Regions from separate parts of the Homo sapiens genome. Here region 1 is linked to region 2. A link is an interaction called in ENCODE POLR2A ChIA-PET data of the cell type or tissue named here. Cell type or tissue: Caco-2. All regions are shown on one strand. Each heading gives the region's core, and the rest is flanking DNA. Links, peaks and the distances in the headings are about the cores only.

What was found. ChIA-PET counts read pairs that join two places held together with the same protein. Peaks named below come from ENCODE experiments on the same cell type or tissue, not always from the same donor. Only the 100,000 strongest peaks of a DNase experiment are listed, where the experiment ranks them.
Region 1: POLR2A ChIA-PET joins it to region 2 with 10 read pairs; 3 of 35 experiments call an interaction of 5 or more read pairs at or near these places.

The regions. Positions count from the first base shown.
Region 1 is chr7:8,319,554-8,327,553 of GRCh38, reverse strand. All of the region lies in intron 3 of ICA1-AS1 (ICA1 antisense RNA 1), which reads right to left. Among named protein-coding and RNA genes, the nearest start is that of ICA1-AS1, 61 kb to the right of the region's middle. In Caco-2, for the core only: no CTCF peak of the experiment used is centred there; no DNase peak of the experiment used is centred there.
Region 2 is chr7:8,258,889-8,269,528 of GRCh38, reverse strand. ICA1 (islet cell autoantigen 1) reads left to right here and starts at 7,362. Exons shown (of 14, transcript NM_001136020.3): 1 at 7,362-7,435. ICA1-AS1 (ICA1 antisense RNA 1) reads right to left here and starts at 7,304. Exons shown (of 6, transcript NR_125740.1): 1 at 7,110-7,304; 2 at 6,703-6,949; 3 at 4,849-4,938. In Caco-2, for the core only: no CTCF peak of the experiment used is centred there; DNase peaks (open chromatin) are centred at 6,938, 7,378 and 7,948; H3K4me3 peaks cover 2,279 bases.

The DNA.
Region 1 (8,000 bases), core at 1-8,000, 61 kb before region 2:
TTACACTAAATGACTCATACTGTTGTTCTTTCTGAATTGCAGTGATAATTTCATTCCTCCTTTAATTGATTAAAAAAACAATCTGCAGCCCCAATACTAATCTGACAGTCACTGCACTATCTGTACATCTGCCTGTAGCAGCCAGCCTTGCGTGTCTACTTTGCCACTCATAATCTGCTGTAGGCCAAGTAACATAAAACACACCCCAATTAGTGTTGTGTGTGTGAAAATAAGAGCGAACATTTTTTTAACGCAGCCTGAGAGATTTTGAAATATGGGGTTTGTGAAAGCTGTTTTTCATCACTCAGGAACTATATAGTACTATATTACATTTTAATGTACAATAAAAATCATTGTTGGAAGTCCAAGCTGTATCAAGAGGATGCACATAGACTCATCAGTTGACAGTGTCCCAGCTGAGCCCAGACTTCAAGTCACCATCCCAAACAACAAACATGTGAGAAACGAAGCCTCCAGATGATTTCAGCCTCCAGCTAATCAGTCACCCCAGGCATTCAATTCTTTCCAGCTGGGGTCTCAGACATCATGGGGAAGATAAGTATATTAATAGATATAGGTAACAAATAAGACTGTTATATGGAACTCTGGAAAGCTAAGTTGAACCACTTCCTCTTCCTTCTTCCAAGCCCATACCTGAATATTTCTTCTTACTACCCAAAGATCAGCAACATGACAGGGCCAAAGAGAATGAGAGAAAACAGAATTTAACATTGCTCCAGTGTGGAGCAAGAGGTAGACAAGAAAAGTGCATATCTCTGCAGAGAGCCACATCTGTTAATAACCCCACCATGAGTGGCCTAATTAACCATCTAAATATGCAATCAAAATAACATTTTCTCCTTTTCAGAAATGAGGAAGGGATGGGAGAAGGGAAGATTTTCCTAGAATAAGGAGCTGAGTGAAGAACTTCCACTTCACCCTATGGATCATTACCAGCTGTAAGGTAAAATTGTATATGTTTGTTCCCATTTTGCTATTTATTACTATCACTCAAAGGAAATGTGGCTTCTTGAACTAGTCAAATTGATAATGTGGATTTTTCAATGTCTATATGTATCAATATACTCTCATGTCCAAATCCTGCCTCCTATGTTTGAAACATGGGCGAGGTTGGTGACAGCCTTCAGTTAGAAATGTTCCGTGGGTCTGAGTCAGAAAGAAGGTGCATTGCCATGGCAGGTCCAGTGTTCTTTACCAGAATGGAGCAGGGTCCACACGCAAAGGAGTGAAGGGCACAATCAGGAAGATAATAGCACAGGACTAAGGCAGAAGGTGAGGGTGAAATGAGAAAAGTAGCATTCGGTAGTTGGATGGGGGAGTGATGAACAGAGCAAGACAAGATGTCACATGTGTTATCACCCTTTTAATGTGGCACACGGTACTTGATGAGACGGCAGGCAAAACTGGTCAAAGGTGATCATGGGGTCAAGCCCCGACATGTTCCACTTTGAAGTGCAGACACCAGAGGTGATTTGGGAGCTGGTGGCATCCAAGGCAAAAATAAAAATTAAAAATAAACAAGGTGATTTCTAGGCACAGCGACTGCAAGAGCAAAGGCCATGAGGAAGGAGGTGCCCAGCATTCAAGGACAAGCAATCAGACCAGTGAGACTGGAGCAGAGAGAAGAGTAATAAGAGATGCACACAAAGAGCACACAGAGGTTAGACAATGCAAGACCTCAGAGGCTTTTTTGAAGACTCAGGGTTGTACTCTGGATGACATTGTAAACAGCTGGAATGTTTACAGGAGATGAATGAAATTATCTAACTTCTTTTTAGCAGAATGACTCTGGCTACTGTATTGAGAATAAACTAAAAGGGGCCAAGTTAAAGCAAGAAGAACAATCAAGAGGTTAGGGCATTATTCTTTTGGTAATGTGGCCCAAGCAGTGGAAGTGAAGAAAGTATGGGTTCTGAATATATTTTGAATGCAAACCATCAGGATTAGCTGACAGATTAGATGTGAAATGTTCCCCTTTCTTGGATTATTTTTCTTCATAGCACTTACCACCTTCTGACATAATACATATTTAATTTTCAATGTTTTTATTCTCCATCCACGTAAATGAAAGCTTCATGAAGGTAGGGATTTTCATGCCTGGAACATAGTAGGTGCTCAATAAGTAGCTGTTAACTAGATTAATTTATCTGAAGTATTTAAGTAACTCTATTAACAATTTTTTACCCTTGTCACATTCTCTTCCATTTGTAAACATTAGTTATCATAGGTTTGATCTCATTGGTCCACCATGAGTCATTTACCACAAGTGAATGTACTTTAAGTTGATCTACATTGTTTAGAAAGTGCCACCTAAATTATTTCTGTGGCTTGGTTGCCCTGTTCCGCTAACTGGCATACACAAACAGCTGTTGATGTGTAAGACATGGAATTAGGTCATTGCTGAGTTCTAATCAACTTGATTTAATTAGCATGGATGTCAGTGGTGGACATTTACAAGGGCAGATGGTATAATAACCACTCTTGTGTGGAGGTAATGTTGTGCCCAATTTCTGTCTTGAGTGCATAATCTATTGATGAAGCTGTGTTGATGTGGCCATATAGATACCAAGGACAATATGATGAGGTCAATTTGAGGGGATTACTTTGAAGCAGGAACATTGTGACACTGTCCAAAAACCAACCACCAGATTTTCACCTTTGTTTTCTACCAAACAATGAGCATCATTTTATCTCTAAGATTCAAGGGCTGACGTTGAAGATGAGACAGATCAGAAATGGGCTGAGGGATTGGCTAAGGTTAGATTCTATGTTTAAGAACTCATGTTTCCCACACTTGCATATCTTAGAAAGGGACACCAATGATTCTAAGTGGAATTGTTGTCATTCTCTAAATATTTACCTATATCTTGAATGATCTGCATGTTGAATAATCATTGCTTTTATATAAATTTCTTTGGTTCATAGTGGAAGTTGTTCTATTTTTCATGTGAGAGGATGGACTCCTTTGCTTCAGGACAATGCTTTCTTCTTGTTAATGCCAGCCTCATTTGATTAGGTTGCTATTAGACCCCAGAGATGAGGGAGGGAAGAGAGCATGTCAGGGCAGAGAATATTCCCCAGTCTCAGTTTCAGACTCACAGGAAATCCTCAGTTGAGTTTCTAATGGTTTTCTTTTCTTTCTTTCCTTCCTTTCCTTTCTTCCTTCCTTCCTTCCTTCCTTCCATCCTTTCTTTCTTTCTTTCTCTTTCTTTCTTTCTTTCCTTTCTTTCTCTCTTTCTCTCTTTCTGCTTGTTTGCTCTGTCACTCAAGCTGGAGTAGAGCGGCATGAACATGGCTCACTGCAGCCTCAAACTCCTGGGCTCGAGAGATCCACCTGCCTCAGCCTCCCAGGTAGCTGGGACCACAGGTGTGTGCCACCACATCTAGCTAATTTTTTTTATTTTTTGTGTATACAGGGTCTCACTGTGTTGCCCAGGCTGGTCTCCAACTCCTGGCCTCAATTGATCCTCCTACCTCGGCCTCCCAAAGTGCTGGGATTACAGGCCACCACAGTTGGCCTCTAATGGTTTTCTTTGTGGTCTCAATTATATCTGGAAATTGTGTGATGACTCCTTTTTTAAAGAGCTGAAGTGCTGGCATCTACCTTCCAGAGGCAAAGAGATGTACACCTGACCATTCCTCCAGCCAGGCCTTGTCCGTGGGTAGACATCACAAGGACACAAATGGCCACCATGAGTCACAGCCACAGGCAACGTTCAAGCAATTCTTCACTGGAGAAGTAATAATTACCAAGGGGGCCATCCTGGGGTGCCTGTGCATTGGCAGGAGAAGTGTTGGGAGACTGAAAGGAAAGGAAGGGAATCAGGGATTCAGGTGTTGTGGTCACTGGTCCAGATCTCTTATAGCCTCAGGTCACACAAGACTCATTCTTCTCCTTTGATGACGAGTGTGGGATGGGGAGGATCATGTGGAACAGTAGAAGGAAGACCTGACCCTTCCCCAGGCCTTGCCGGGACATGGCCTTCTATCCCCAACTCTTCCTCCTTTGCTTCACTTCTTGTGTCCATCTCCCTTCAGCTCTCCCCCTCCTGCAGTTTTGCCCCACCTCCAACCAGGTTTCCCACCTCTCCCTACTGACACACTTAGGAACCCACTGATCCCTTCAGGTAATTCCCAGCTTGGAAAACAGACTGTAAATTGCTTTTCACCTCTGCACTGAGTGTTGCTCAAAAGAAGGAAGGAGTGGGTTGTCCTCATTGTCCTCTAAGCAAGGGCCTTACCTCCTTCCCCTTTCCTCCACTGAGGTGGGGGTGTGACATGGTTGGGACAGATTCTCACTTCAACATGTAAAAGCAACACAAAGAACTCTTATCAAAAGACAAAATTACAATAAACTTAGCAAAATGATCTAACTAACTCTTATTTGCAACTCACGAATTAGGGTGACGTCTCCTCTAAAACTTTAGAAAAGGTGCTCCATTCAGCTGACCAGGGGAGTTTGGCTTTATAGGCAGAAAAGGGCTGAAGAAAGCAGAAACTAGGATCAAAAAGGGGGTTGCTTAGCATCAAGTTACCTTCCTTGTAAGGTTAAAGCAGAGAAGACTTCCTTATCGTGCTGGCTAAACTGGTCTGTTTGGAGATTTGACTATTATCTCTCTCCTGATTACCTGGAAGATCAGATAAACAACTGTTTCAGTTTGGTAACATGAAACTTTAGCATGAGAAACTCCATTTTGGTTGGTCTACTGGGGCCTACTGCAGGAGCTCAGTCCAAACCCATGGCCTCCTGTAAATTTTATTTGACATTCACTCTAGGGTTACTTTTCTTCCAAAGCTCTTTGTTTCATAACAGAAATCCATATCTTCCCAAATAACTTGTCTTTAACCTTATTTTTTACAGACACCTTTCCCACACCTGTCCTACATCACATTACAGTGTTTCCCACATTAACTTTAGAAGACAGAGAATCCCTCTCAAACCTATTCTCACATGTAACGTGGTTACAATATACTTGACATCACAAAACTCATATGTAATGCTGTTTTGCATGTGCATGTGAACAGAATTGATATCTGTATTTGTTTTCTATTGCTGAATAATAAAATACAAAAAATTCAGCAGCTTAAAAGAACACACATTTATTAGCTCACAGATTCTGTGGGCCAGGAGTCTGAGGACAGCTTAGCTGGATCCTTGCTGGAAGGTTGCAATCAAAGTGTTAGCTGGGCTATGTTCCTTTCTGGAACCCAGAATCCTCTGCCAAGCTCACTGGGTGGTTGGCAGAATTTAGTTCCTTGCAAGTTGTAGGACTTGTATGTTCCCTGCCATATGGCCCTCTGCAAAGGCAGGTCACATCTTAGCAGCTTGCCTCCTCAGGTCCAACAGGAGAGTATCTCACCTCAGATAGGGCCCAGTCCTTCTTTTTAAGGACTTTAATCTGATTAGTCTAGCCCGTGCAGAATAATCTCTTGTCGTCACATAATATAACAGTCACCTTGATGACATTCCATCATCTCTGGCTTACTCTATTAGTTAGAAGTAAGCTGCAGATTTCACCTACACTCAAAGGGAGGGTATTACACAAAGGTGTAGATACCAGGAAGTAGAAAACCAGTGAGGGTCACTTTAGGCTCTGTCCAATTCAATGGATTCAGCAAGGAAAATGTTCCAAAGCTAATATGTTGCCCTCTTTTAATAATTGTTGGAAAAACATGGATAAACCAGGCTTGGAAGAATCGAGGACTCAGTTAAATGCAACCATGAGGCACGCTTAGCATGGGCTGGAGGTAGGGAGAGGAGTGTATTTATGTGATCTCCTTAATGTCCTGGTCTAGTCAAGCTTCTGGGAATGCTGTTGGCAACTTTTGGCTCACCTTGCTGTAAGGCTGCTTCTGAAGATGCCTGACCACAGAAGCCAACAAGTGCATCCATAGAACCAACCCAGAGCAAAACCCTAGATGATTATAAATATCTATGAACACTGAATTTTTCCCTCAAGAATACAGGGTTCACTACAGACACCCCTTCAAGTGCCTACATGATGCTAATATTGCTGTCTCAGCACTACCCTATAGATTTTAATGTGGAGAATTTATAGCCATTTTATTTATCCTATTAGTCTCACCACTATTACATCCAAAGCCCTGTCCAGTCAAGGTGAATGCCTCCCTCACCATATGCCTTTGCAACTGTGACACCATAGTAGTTCTATCATTATACTATATTCTTACCAAACTGATAAAATGTGCTATGAATCAGAAAATACATTCATCAAAAATTGTTAGACTATAAATATTGAGAGAAAACCCTTTCCTTGGTTCTTTATCTTCTTCAACTATTCCAAATAATTTAAATTGCATCTGTTAGGGAAGACCAGAGATTTCATTTTTACACAATGATTTAATAAAAATGGTAGTAACTGAAAAAGTCACACTTCTGAAAAGGTCAAAATAATTCCTCGTACTACAATCAAGTAAATTTGGAATTTGCTTAATCCCAATCAAGTGCTCACAGTTAATTTAAGAAGATTAAATTACCCCACAGTCACTATTCATTAGCCAAGAAGAATGAAATGGCAATAATTCTGCCAAATAGTAAAATGCACTTATAAGACTATTTTGCAATTTATTCAACAAATATTTATGGAGTGCCAACTAGTGCCAGGAACTGTTCTATATCCTGGGGCTACAAAGGTAAATCAGGCAAACAAAATGCTTTACATCATGGAGATACCATGGGAGTGTGAGAAACAGAAAATAATAAATAAATAAACATATATATATAATTATAGATTACAAAAACTGTTATAGAAAAATAATACATATATGGGAATAGAGTATAATTGGGGATTAGGTGGGGTTATTTTAGGAAAGGCTATCAGAATAGGCTTCTCTGAAGAGGCAACGTTTCAACAGACCCGAGAAACAAAAAGCAAATCCTAAGCCCCCCAACTGACTGAACAGATCCCCTCTTGGCAAAGGGGACCCCACAGAAACCTTAAAAACTAAGTTCCCAGCCATGATGGGATGGGAGGTCAGACAGGCCTCAGTATGCCCCTTTTTTATTAACCTTGAATCAGAATTCTTTCCTAAGGAGTAAGAAGAAACCAGCTCTGGAAAACAAGAAATGGGAGACTCATTCCTTTATCACCTTTAGCCAATCATCTGAGGCTGCAACCAGACTTGCAACTGGACTCCCCTCCCTTTCGCAGTTACAACACAGTAACTAAACAGCATTCCTTCCTGATAAGAGACCACTGACCATAGAGTGGTTCTGGCCAGTCTACAGAGATGGCACATTGAGGATTTTCCTATCTTCTGCTTCACCTTTTGATATAAGAGTGAAACCACCTTTGCAAAGATCATGACAGTGAAAGAAATCTAACATGGCAGATTCCATCTTGCTTCTAGCCTCACAGGTGGGCTGTCCTCACTCACTCCTAGGTGTGGTCAAGCTAACTATGGGATGAATTTAGTTTATAGTTTAACTTTGAAGCAAGCATGATAATCATCCCTCCCTAAAATTAATCCCCTCTTTGTTCGGGGGCTGAACCACCTTTGCAAGACTAATGAAAGGACACAAGATCAGGAATTACAGGAAGGACTTGAATTCTGCTAAAATGTAAACATAGTTTCTATAACCCCTTACTGCTCAGGAGTCATTTGGTCAGAGGTCATAAGATCTGTGACTTCCCCAATTGCTCCTATAGATAATATTGCTATTGTAGAACCTAAGTTTGGTCTTTCAAGATGTTTTTCAGATTTTTGCATTCTGGCAACTAACTGACCCCACCTGTACTCATGACTTATGACTCAACCAGTCCTGTGGTCCCCCACCCAGAGGCAGACTCAGCATGAGGACCAATCCCCACACACCTATGATTGCATCCCTAACCAATTGGCGGTACCCATTCCCTAGTCCCCTGCCTACTAAACTATCCTTGAAAAGCCCTAGCCTCTGAATTCTCAGGGAGGCTGATTTAAGTGTAACTCTGGTCCTTCTGCTTGGCTACCTTGTG
Region 2 (10,640 bases), core at 2,641-10,640:
CATCATATACATTCCAAAAAGTGTTGTTTCTGTTTGTCAAGCAAGTGGTTCTGTTTGTGGGCATTACTTGTTAGGGATTTGAATCCTAGGATCCTTTGTGTCACCACCACAGACCCTCATGGTCCTGGGACCCACAGATCGAGAATCATTGTTTCAGAATACAAACTTCATGAGAAATGAAGGTCCAATCCAATGTCATGGGGCAGACAACTGGATTGATGAGGATAAAGGCTGAGCTGCAATAATATTTTTAAAATATAGTGACTTTATTTCCTTCTCATAAAACAATCCAGGCAGAAGGGCCAAGGCAATATGGCAGCTCAGGGGGGTCAGAGGCCCAGGTTCCTTGCCATTCCCAAGGTGTTGCCCTCACCTGCATGGCCAAAGGCGATCTAACCAGTGGGAAAGGGAGAAAGTAAAGATTAGGATGTGTTTCTTTCAAGGGCAGGACACAAAAGTTATATGCATGTCTTTCCATCATATCCTATTCACTACAACCTAGTCACATGACCACACCTTGCAACAAGGGAAGCTAAAACCAATGTAACTTAGCAATAATGTGCTCAACTGAAACTTATATTACTGTAGAAAAGGGGAAGAATAAATATTGGGGAAATGATTAACAGTATCTGCCAAACAAGTTTGTGACTGAGTTAAAACTGGAAGAGGAAAAGCTCATCAGATTGACGGTTAAGAAACAGGAATTGCAGTTGCAATTCAGCCTCTTATTCCATGATTAAACCAAATGTTTGTCCATGTTTCACCTGAACTACCTTAATTATCTGCACCCGAATTTTCAGTGATTCTTCCCAATTGTCCCTGTGTAGGGGGAGCGAGCTATACGAAGAACCAAGAGAGTTTCATCCTAATTTTTTAGTTAAATCCTGTTCTTTATTGGACAGTGTGACCCTCTGAGGAGTCATTAGCTCTACATCTATGAAGACTAGGGCTCAGCTGTGAACTCTGGGCTTATGCTAGGCCAAACTCCAGCATAGTTCCTAGTCAGAAGCAGGATTCTACTCTATGGCACATGACAAAATTCTCCAACTGCAGTGAATTAAAAAAAAAAAAAAAAAAGTCCCATTTTGATGCCATCACCAGCATTTTCTTGCAGAAGTTCCAATGGATGATACTAGGGGTGGTGAGATGGAGAGCAGCATTATTTATGCAGAAATCTAAGCTGATGTGATAATGAAAATAATTACCTTTCTTTTAGTGTAAAACAAGGCTCCTCTCTTCATTATAGCCTTAATTTTGAAAGGAAAGGAAGTTAATTTTAATTAATAAAAGTTAATGCTACTAATTAAACATTTGTTCTATTTTCACATGCACACACAAATCTGCCTAAAGATATAACTAGCTCTGCTGAGGGTATAACAAAAGCTTTGTTTTGCTACATAGAAAGTACAAATGTCACAGGAATTAAACTGGCCAAATTAGTCCATATTCTTGAGTAAATCCAAATTTGTTTTTAAGGATTACACAATCCAGGAATAAATGACTTTATTTTTATTAATAAAATTTGATGTAATCTTTCTTTACATTTATAACACCCTTTAAATTTATAACACCTGTAGAAATTGCGGAGTCTCGCTCTTTCGCCCAGGCCGGACTGCAGTGGCTCTATCTCCGCTCACTGCGAGCTCAGCCTCCCGGGTTCACGCCATTCTCCTGCCTTAGCCTCCCGAGTAGCTGGGACTACAGGCGCCCGCCGCCGTGCCTGACTAATTTTTTGTATTTTTAGTAGAGACGGGTTTTCACCGTGTTAGCCAGGATGGTCTCCATCTCCTGACCTCGTGATCCACCCGCCTCAGCCTCCCAAAGTGCTGGGATTACAGGCGCAAGCCACCGCGCCTGGCCGATTTTAATAATTTTTAAACATCATTTTTTCTAAGTTTGTTCTTCTAGATTATCTAATTTTAATCTCTCAGCAACTCTAAAGAGAAAGTGATTGTTTTTCTTATTAATGAGCTGAGCTCTGGAGAGATTTATATGTACGGCTCTTATTAAACACATTGATAATGATAATAGCTTAAGCTCTGTCTCAACATCCCCTACTATAGAACAGGTACAATGAGTACTTATGATGCTGCCAAACGTGAATCAGGAAATAAAAAGATTGCAGAACTGTAGGGGCTTATAAACATCTGTCTAGAAGGAATGGTAGAGGGTTCATTTGCCTTACAGTATCCACACACCAAGAGAAAGGGGCATTCTGCCTCACTTGCTCACGCTGGCTGAGATCTAAGACCATAAGGAACATTGAGAACATCAAAAATATGTATCAACAATGCAATAAAATAGACCAGATCATATGTAAATGAGTAGTTTGTATTTGTATGTCCATATATAATTTATATAAATACATATACATGCAAGAGAGATATTAGTGAATTCAGTCTACATGATAATCAACGTCAAATCAGAGATGGCCTATGGATTAAGTTCCACTTGAAACAAATAAATATATATTCCTATGTATTAGGAATATGACACTGTTTCAGTCACATGAGATGAAATACATTGCTAATTTAATTCATTTTAGATTACCTCAGAGGGAGAAGAGGGACAGTAACTTGGCAAACACTAAGAAGCCTTGGAATTACTCAGCTAAAAGGATCCCTTAAGACATAAGACCATTAAATAGCTCCTGAAAAACTTATTTCCTATATGAATATTCCTATAATTTGCTCATTCAAAATAACTGGCATTAATTTGAAAATATCTCTGAAATGAGTGTTCTTTTTGAAGAATTAAGATAGAATTTTGGGGCTTTAGTGTCATAATTCTTATTTTGTTTTTTTGCGGGGGGGTTTTACTGCAAGTGCAGATTTGGGGCGGGTAGAGTGGGGAGCTGGTTTTGTTTTACCTTCAGTGGTATCCTCCATTAATATTAACTTATCAGGACAAACTTATCACTTTACCTCCTTGTTATTATTAAGTTCAATTCCATAAAATTCATTATTATCTGTGTTTGCGCTTATCCAAAAGGATTGTTTTGGTAGGCAGTCTGCTTCTTCCTTCATTTAAACAGGGATAGCTAAGAAGGCTGAGATGTTATAAGACTAGAGCACACTTGCAAAATATTTGCGCAGCAGGAACTTTTCTTTATATTATCATGAGGTATCCAATGGATGGACCTGAAATATTTCTCTTTCATTAACAGATTTTTCTGTCCTGTTTCCTCATAATTAGCTTCTTAGCGCCAGTAGAATTTGAATAGTATCCAGAAATCTGAAAATAAGTCACATATTTGGGGGTTTGTTGTATGGTTCTTACCTTGTAACTATTCCTGAGGAAGATACTGGATTTACTGTGTACATGTGTGCACACATGTGTGTGTGTGTGCCAATAAAACTATGAACCCCTTTTTTTTTTACTTTTTAAACAGCTTTACTGAGACATAATTCACATACCACTAATTCACAATGAATTGTAAAATGCACAACTCAATGGTTTTTAGCATATGGCAGATATTTGTAAACAACACCAGTCAATTTTAAAACATTTTCATCACATGAAAAAGAAACTCTTAATCCTACTACTTTGGGAGGCCAAGGCAAGTGGATCACTTGAGGTCAGGAGTTCAAGACCAGCCTGGCCAACATGGCAAAACCCTGTCTCTACTAAAAATACAAAAATTAGCTGCGCATGGTGGCACATGCCTGTAGTCCCAGCTACTCAGGAGATTGAGGCAGGAGAATCCCTTGAACCCAGGAGATGGGGGCTGCAGTGAGCTGAGATCGTGCCACTGCACTCCAGTCTATGCAACAGAGTGTGACTCTGTCTCAAAAAAAAAAAAAAAAAAACCAACCAAACAAAAAATACCAAACTTAGCTGGGCATGGTGGTGCATGCCTGTAATCCCAGTTACTCAGGAGGCTGAGGCGGGAGAATCACTTGAACCCGGGAGGCGAAGGTTGCAGTGAGCCGAGATTGTGCCACTGCACTCCATGCTGCAGGACAGAGCAAGACTCTGTCTCAAAAAAAAAGAAAAAAGAAAAAAGAAAAAAAGAAGATAAAGAAACTCTATACTCTTTAGATCTCACTCCCTATTCACCCATACTCTCTCCAGCCCTAAATGATCACTATTGTACTTTCTGCCTGTACAGATTTCTCTATTTTGGACTTTCATATGAATGGAATAATATATTTGTGACTGGCTTCCTTCACTCAGCATAATGTTTCAAGTTTTGTCTAAGTTGTAGCATATGTCAGTATTTCATTCATTTGCATGGCTGAATATTCCATTACATGAATATACTACATTTTGTTTATTCATTTGTCTACAGCAGGACAGCTTTGACCTTTTGACTGTTTTGAATAATGCTGCTATAGACATTTGTGTACAAGTTTTTGTGTAGACATAGGTTTTTATTTCTCTTGGATATAGACCTAGGAGTGGAATTGTTGGGTCACATGGTAGCTCTATGTTTAATCGTTTAAGGAACTTTCAGACTGTTTTCCAAAGTGGTTGCACCATTTTACTTTCCCACCAGCAGTTTCCACCACCAATTTACATCCTCGCCTGGGTTTACCTTTGGGCAATCTTGCTTTGCCTAGGATGGCAGAATAGAATGACAGAAGGGCAACAGCCCAGTGACACAGTGGAGATCGCACCAGCCCTAGACTGCCTACCTTCCAATTTAAGTGAGAAAAAATAAAGCCCTATTTCATTTAATCCACCGCTATTCCAAGTCTCTGTTAGTAGCTTAACACAAATCCAACTCTTGTGGTCCTATTAGCATATCTTGAATCTGGGAAGCTCTTGAAAAAATTATTGAATTGAATATGTAAAGATTTTTTTCATAGAAAATTTTGTCATCCTGTTGTACACTGGAAAACGCACCTTATTTCTCTCCTAATTTCTGATCCCATCATTCAATAGCCATTCTCCTTAGAAACTGTTTCGGGTTCTCACTAGCACCTTACTGGTGTTCTGCAAGATGGAAACAACAGCTGGTTATTCAGAAACAAATGCAAGTGTTATTGATGGAGCCATTTTATTTAAGGGGAAGGAAAAGTACTCATTGTGGTGATGGAGAATGAGCAGGAGTTGTCTATTATTTCCTTTCTCAAATATTATGCTAAGTGTTAGGACAATAATTAGAATGAAGAAAAATCAGTTAAGGTTTTCTCCTAAACTCTCCGGGAGCCCAAAGAATTTCAGTGCCATGTTGACTACATAATGCTTGTATCATGTATTTGTTCTCTTTTAGACATTGCTTTTGAAGCCACTTTTAGCCTCTGTAACAGGTTAGACTCACAGTCATCGTTTTCACCTTGGAATTCAGAAAGCATAAAAGAAAACTGCGTAATCAGTTGCAGCTCAGCTGTCCCCGTTTTTTCCCTTCATGCTTTTGTTCCAATCATCTGCATTTTGAGGGGATACTTTGAACACACACACAACCTCCCATTCTACTGGCTGTTTTGTAACAGATTTAAATATTTGCCCCAAAGCCAGCCTTTGACCAATGGGGCTTCTGATTAAGTTTTCATGTAACTGGTAGAAAGGAGAACATTACAGAGTCAGGAAAAACTTTTCAGGTGATTTAGTCCTTTCTCAATGCTTCAATTAACTGATGATAACGCTCAGTCAACATTTATCGGGCACCTATGATGTTCATTACGGCACTTCATTCTGTTAAAGAATAATAATCTCTTTATCCTTTTAACTCCCGATAATAGCTTTTTACACATAAATTTACAGTTCTTGGAATCAATGTATCTTAACATATCTTAATCATCTTTCTTTTGTAAGGAAGACTTTCTCATTTTAAAGGCTTTGGGTTTTTTTTCTTACAGCAAAATCATTTGGCTTGCGTTGTTAACACGTTAGTTTGAATTTTTTTTTATAAAAGCCAAATATATATAAGCAATGCTTTTCTCTCTGAAAATTTCTCCTGAATCTTAGCTTTTCAACAATTTGCTATTTTGTAGACCATATTCATGATTTGTTTACTCATACACACTTACTAAGGAGATGTTTACTCAGCTCCAAAATTCGTGTTAAGACTAGGACAGGCTCAAATCTATGACAAACAGAATCCCCAAAGAATAACTTTAAAGGTTATGTAAATTTCTGGAGGTATCTTATTATCTTTCTATTAAAATGTCAACATATTCTATACTTTTTCTCCATCCATTCTGGCAAGACACCATGCTATCTTGAGATTAAGCTAAGTCTCCTGGTTCAGATTCAAATCCCTGCTCAATAATCTCTTTATGGCACTCTGGGCAGTGTCTTCATCTGTGAAATCGGGATAATGATTTTATCTACAGTATTGGGTTGCTGTAAGGATTAAATATAAAGCATACAGCATGTGCCGGACATAGAGCTAGCACTCCATCCATGTTAGCGCAGGATTTCTGATTCGTCAGCATCATTACTCAATAACTATCATTCGGCCCTTTTAAATTGTTTCAGCGACGACTGAATGAACTTATTTATAAATGTATAACATAACTAGGGATGAAGTCATACTACATTGAGGTTTCATTTCCACATAGATAATATTAGGAAGCAGCTATGCCAACACTTTTTCTTCCTGTGATCTGTATACTGCAGGGTCTCTAGAAACAATGGTTTGGTTCTTTCCTGGTGACAAAGGATAAGAGAAGATGAAACTGCTACAAATGGCAATAACTTAAAAATAAAAGATACAGAAATATATGGAAATGAAAAACATATACCTATACATACACAGCTGTTTTTAAAACATGACCTTTATTCTCGAAGCTCAAACTTGATTTCCAGGTACAGCAGGCCTCTGTAACTTTTCTTGGCAGTGAAGTCATGAAGTCTCCTGTCCTCTAAAGCTACAGAAATTTAACCTGGAAGCAAGCAGTAGGCACTACGCACAGCACAGAGGGAACCCTGGGGTGTACGCTGTGGCTCCCACCTGTCCGCCAGGTCATTGTGACGCAAACGCTATGGCCACGTGGAACACCTGCCGGAGAGCAGGGGCGGGGTCACTCTGGGCGGCGGATCCGAGCGGGGGATACCCCAGGAGATGGGGGTCGAGGAGAGACCCCGGGGAGTAGAGAGAGAGAAACTCACTCCCCGAGTCCCCGACCCTCCCCAAGCAAGGTGAGGTCAACGCCACCCACCTTCCCCCGGTCACCCTGGGAGGGGTCGCTCCGGCGGGCGTCTGCTGGAGGGTAGAAGCGGGGAAGGGAGGCAGCGGCGGCGCCCAGGCGGCGGTAGGTAGCCGGGCGGCGAGGGCGCCCGCACCCCCCGGCCGCTGCGCTGCGCTGCGGTGCGCACGGGCTCCGCCGGTTGCTATTCCGGCTGGTGGCGGCCGCCGCAGGAAGGGCCGGTTCCTGCGCTCCCCCCGCCCCTTTCCCTCGCCTTCGGCTGACGCTGACGTCGGATGAGTGATCCGGAGGGACGCTCCGACCGCGGCCGGGAGGCTCCTGGGGGCCGGGGCTCCGAGGTACCTGCCCTCCGGGGTCGGGGCGGGGGCGCGCCGGGCGGGCTGCAGGAAGCAGCAGGAGACGCCCGGCAGCCGGGACGGTCGGGGACGCCTGGTAGGAGCTGCCTTCTCTGCCCTCCGCGGGCGGCGCGTGATAGGCGAGTCGCCTCCTCGGGTCCCGGATCCCGGTGCGGGAACCGCATCAGCCCCTTCCCCTCCCCTCCTCCCTCCGGCCTGGGAAGGTCTGGAGGATGCGCGCGCCGTGAGAGCGTGCGTCAGCCCCGGGGGAGCGGTAGGGAAGCGTTCCGCGCTCCGGCCCCAGCGCTGGGAGCACCGGCACCCATGCCAGCCCACCCCACCCACCCACCGCGCGCCTCGCCTTCCCGGCGGCTCCGGCCCCAGGACCCCGAGCTCCCTGGTGGGCAGGGACTTGCGTCCAGGGTTGACTTGTTGACAAGTTCACCTGCCGCGGCGCCTGGTGTGTGCTTTTTCTCTTCCCCTCCGTGGCCCTTTTTTTGGCAGGGGCGGCAGAGAGCATATGGGTACCTCTTTATAACCACTAGTGCCAGGAGGCCTGAGCTTGGTCCCCCGGGGGCGAGGTGCTCAGCAGTCTCGGACTAGACGGGGCGAGAACCCCTAAGCAACCCCGGTTCCAGCAAACCCTGGCGCGCCCGTTTCCTTTGGGCGCTGCTGACTCCGCCTTTCCTGCTCCGGGGCTATTGCAGCTCCTGCTTCCTCTAGAAACGAACATATCCTGTTGTTATGTCTGCCTTTCCCCCAAAGCGGCTCTCCAGGAACCTTTCCCACTGTCTTTTTACTTGTAGTACCCCCAAAGCACCTGAGCTTCTCTTTGGGGTCTTAAAAGTATCGCGCCCTTATTCTGGCGAAGGGCATTAACTGCCTGGTTGGGGAGAGTTAGTTTGGAAAGAATCGCGTTCTCTTCATTTAGATGGCATTAAAAAATTAGCGCAAGAAAGGGTTTTGTTCATGAATCTTAGTAACCGAGATCTGGTAACGGTATAAAAATTATCAAGGCCTGGAAAATATGTCACCAGCTTGCTTGGGAGTGATACTGAATGTAGGAAGAAAGACACATAAGGCATTTATTGGCCATTAAGGTCCTATAAAATATGACTCATCGCAAACATGTTTTTGTCCATACGTTTCAGTGAAGTCTCTTCGGAAAATCTCAAATTGGTTTCTGTGGCCCTCTGGTTTGAATCTGAGATCTGAACTGTTCTGTGGTTAGGGAGTGAAATAAGAAATGCTTAGTTTGAAATCTAGGCTCCCGATGCAATTTCATACCCCCTGTTTAAAACACACACTCTCTAAAAATGCTTTTAAGTAAGTTTTCAAACCAAAGATATATTTTTAGATTTCAGTCTTTATTTTTGAAACACCCTTTGTAGAGAATACCACAGGGACAAAATCAATTTATAATCCTGAATAGCTCAAATATCACTCTTTGGTTTTATACTAATACTGTACATACATCTTAATTGCAGGAGATGTTGCTTTCTAATTGTTTCTGTTTGTATTACAAAGGGAAATAATTGTACTGTTTATAAAGATGAATCTTTAGAAAACGTAACAGTTAAGCTACAGCGGGCTATTTGTGGAGAGACCTGATGTTAAAAAACGTTAACCCTGTATCCTCCACCCGTGGATCATTGAGTGCTAAAGATACTGGATGGTAATTGCCTGGGTGGTTTATTTTGTAACTATTTTCCCCCATTTGGAACACCTGAGTAACTATCTGACTGCTTTCTCTACGCATCTTTACCGCAGTGCATAAAGATCAATCTCACGAAAAGTATAGAAAATTTTGTTACTCAGAGCCTTCAAAATCAGTACGTTTTCAAGGTATTTGACTAAATAGTACATTTTTTTCAGGTGCAAGCAGCATTAGCGGTATGGAGGTCTGGTAGTTATGCCATAACGTAGAAGGATAAACCTATGTTTGGTATGAACTTTTAAGATTATAGAAACCTCATGCGAGAGAGGGAGGAAGTTAACAGGCCCCAAGTGTCAGGATGAATTTTTCCTCTTCGTTGGTTGAGCCTGAGGGTAGGTGGCAGTGTTTATAATCAGCACGCTGGTCACTAGTGTCCTTTTTTTCCATCTGCATTACTAGATTTATGGGAACCATTAATAAGGATGCTATCTGCATGTTTTGTCCATGAGGCAACATAGATCACTAATGAATCTTATCCCCCAACCCCACCACCATTCGCAATCTGCCTCAGCAGAACTTTAAACTCAAAAAACACTTTTCCCCCGCTTTTTTCTTGATTCCCAAGCTGATACATTTCGTATCACAATCATATCTAACACTCTGAGGGAGTATGGAGGACTCATGGGCTTTGGATCCTGATGGAGCAAAATCAGAATCCCTGCGGTAACACCTAACTAGCCGTGTGACCTTGACCAAGTTACTTAAGTCACCATTTCCTTATCTACAGAACAGGAATATCCACCTTTTTAGGGGCAGGGTGGAGATTAGAGATAATGTATATAAAATGCTTTGCACGCTTTTAAATAGGACTCACTCAGTAGTAATAAATTATTTTTTCACATGCTAAACATATGCTATCCGTATCTAAAAAGAATGCTGCTGCTTTGCCTGTGATAGGAAGTGTATTTCAATTTGGTTTTGAGTAGTTCAAATAATTTTGTACCAATACTAAGACCCTGGGCTTTATGGAAAACACTCTCTGAAGTTGGGGGGTGCAACCAGAAACAAAACAAATCTAATTTGTTCCAGTGGGGATAGATCTTCCAAGCCCCTGTCACTCAAACGTGGTCCATGGACCAGTAGCATGTGGCCTCCCCTGGGAGCTTATTAGAAATGCAAAATCTTAGCGTGCCTGCTACTCTCTTCCAGACCCAGTGAATTCAAATCTCCATTTTAACAAGATCTCCATGAGTATGTTAACATTTGAGAAGCAATGCTGTAACCTGTTATTTCTCAAACTTTAGTGTCCCAGAGAATCATTTGGGGGCTTGTTAAAATAAGTGTGGATTCCCGGTCAAGCTTCCTTCATCTGCTGTTAAGCAACATCTCAGGTAGCTCTGATCCCTAGGGTCTCCCACAGACTGTCCAGCACACTACTCTAAAATGAGCCTCTGTCCTCTTCCTTCACAAAGCACTTTGGCAACTATGATCTTATGTGATACTCAACCCCCTTTGAGATAAGTAGATATTATAATCTCCATCTGTCTGATA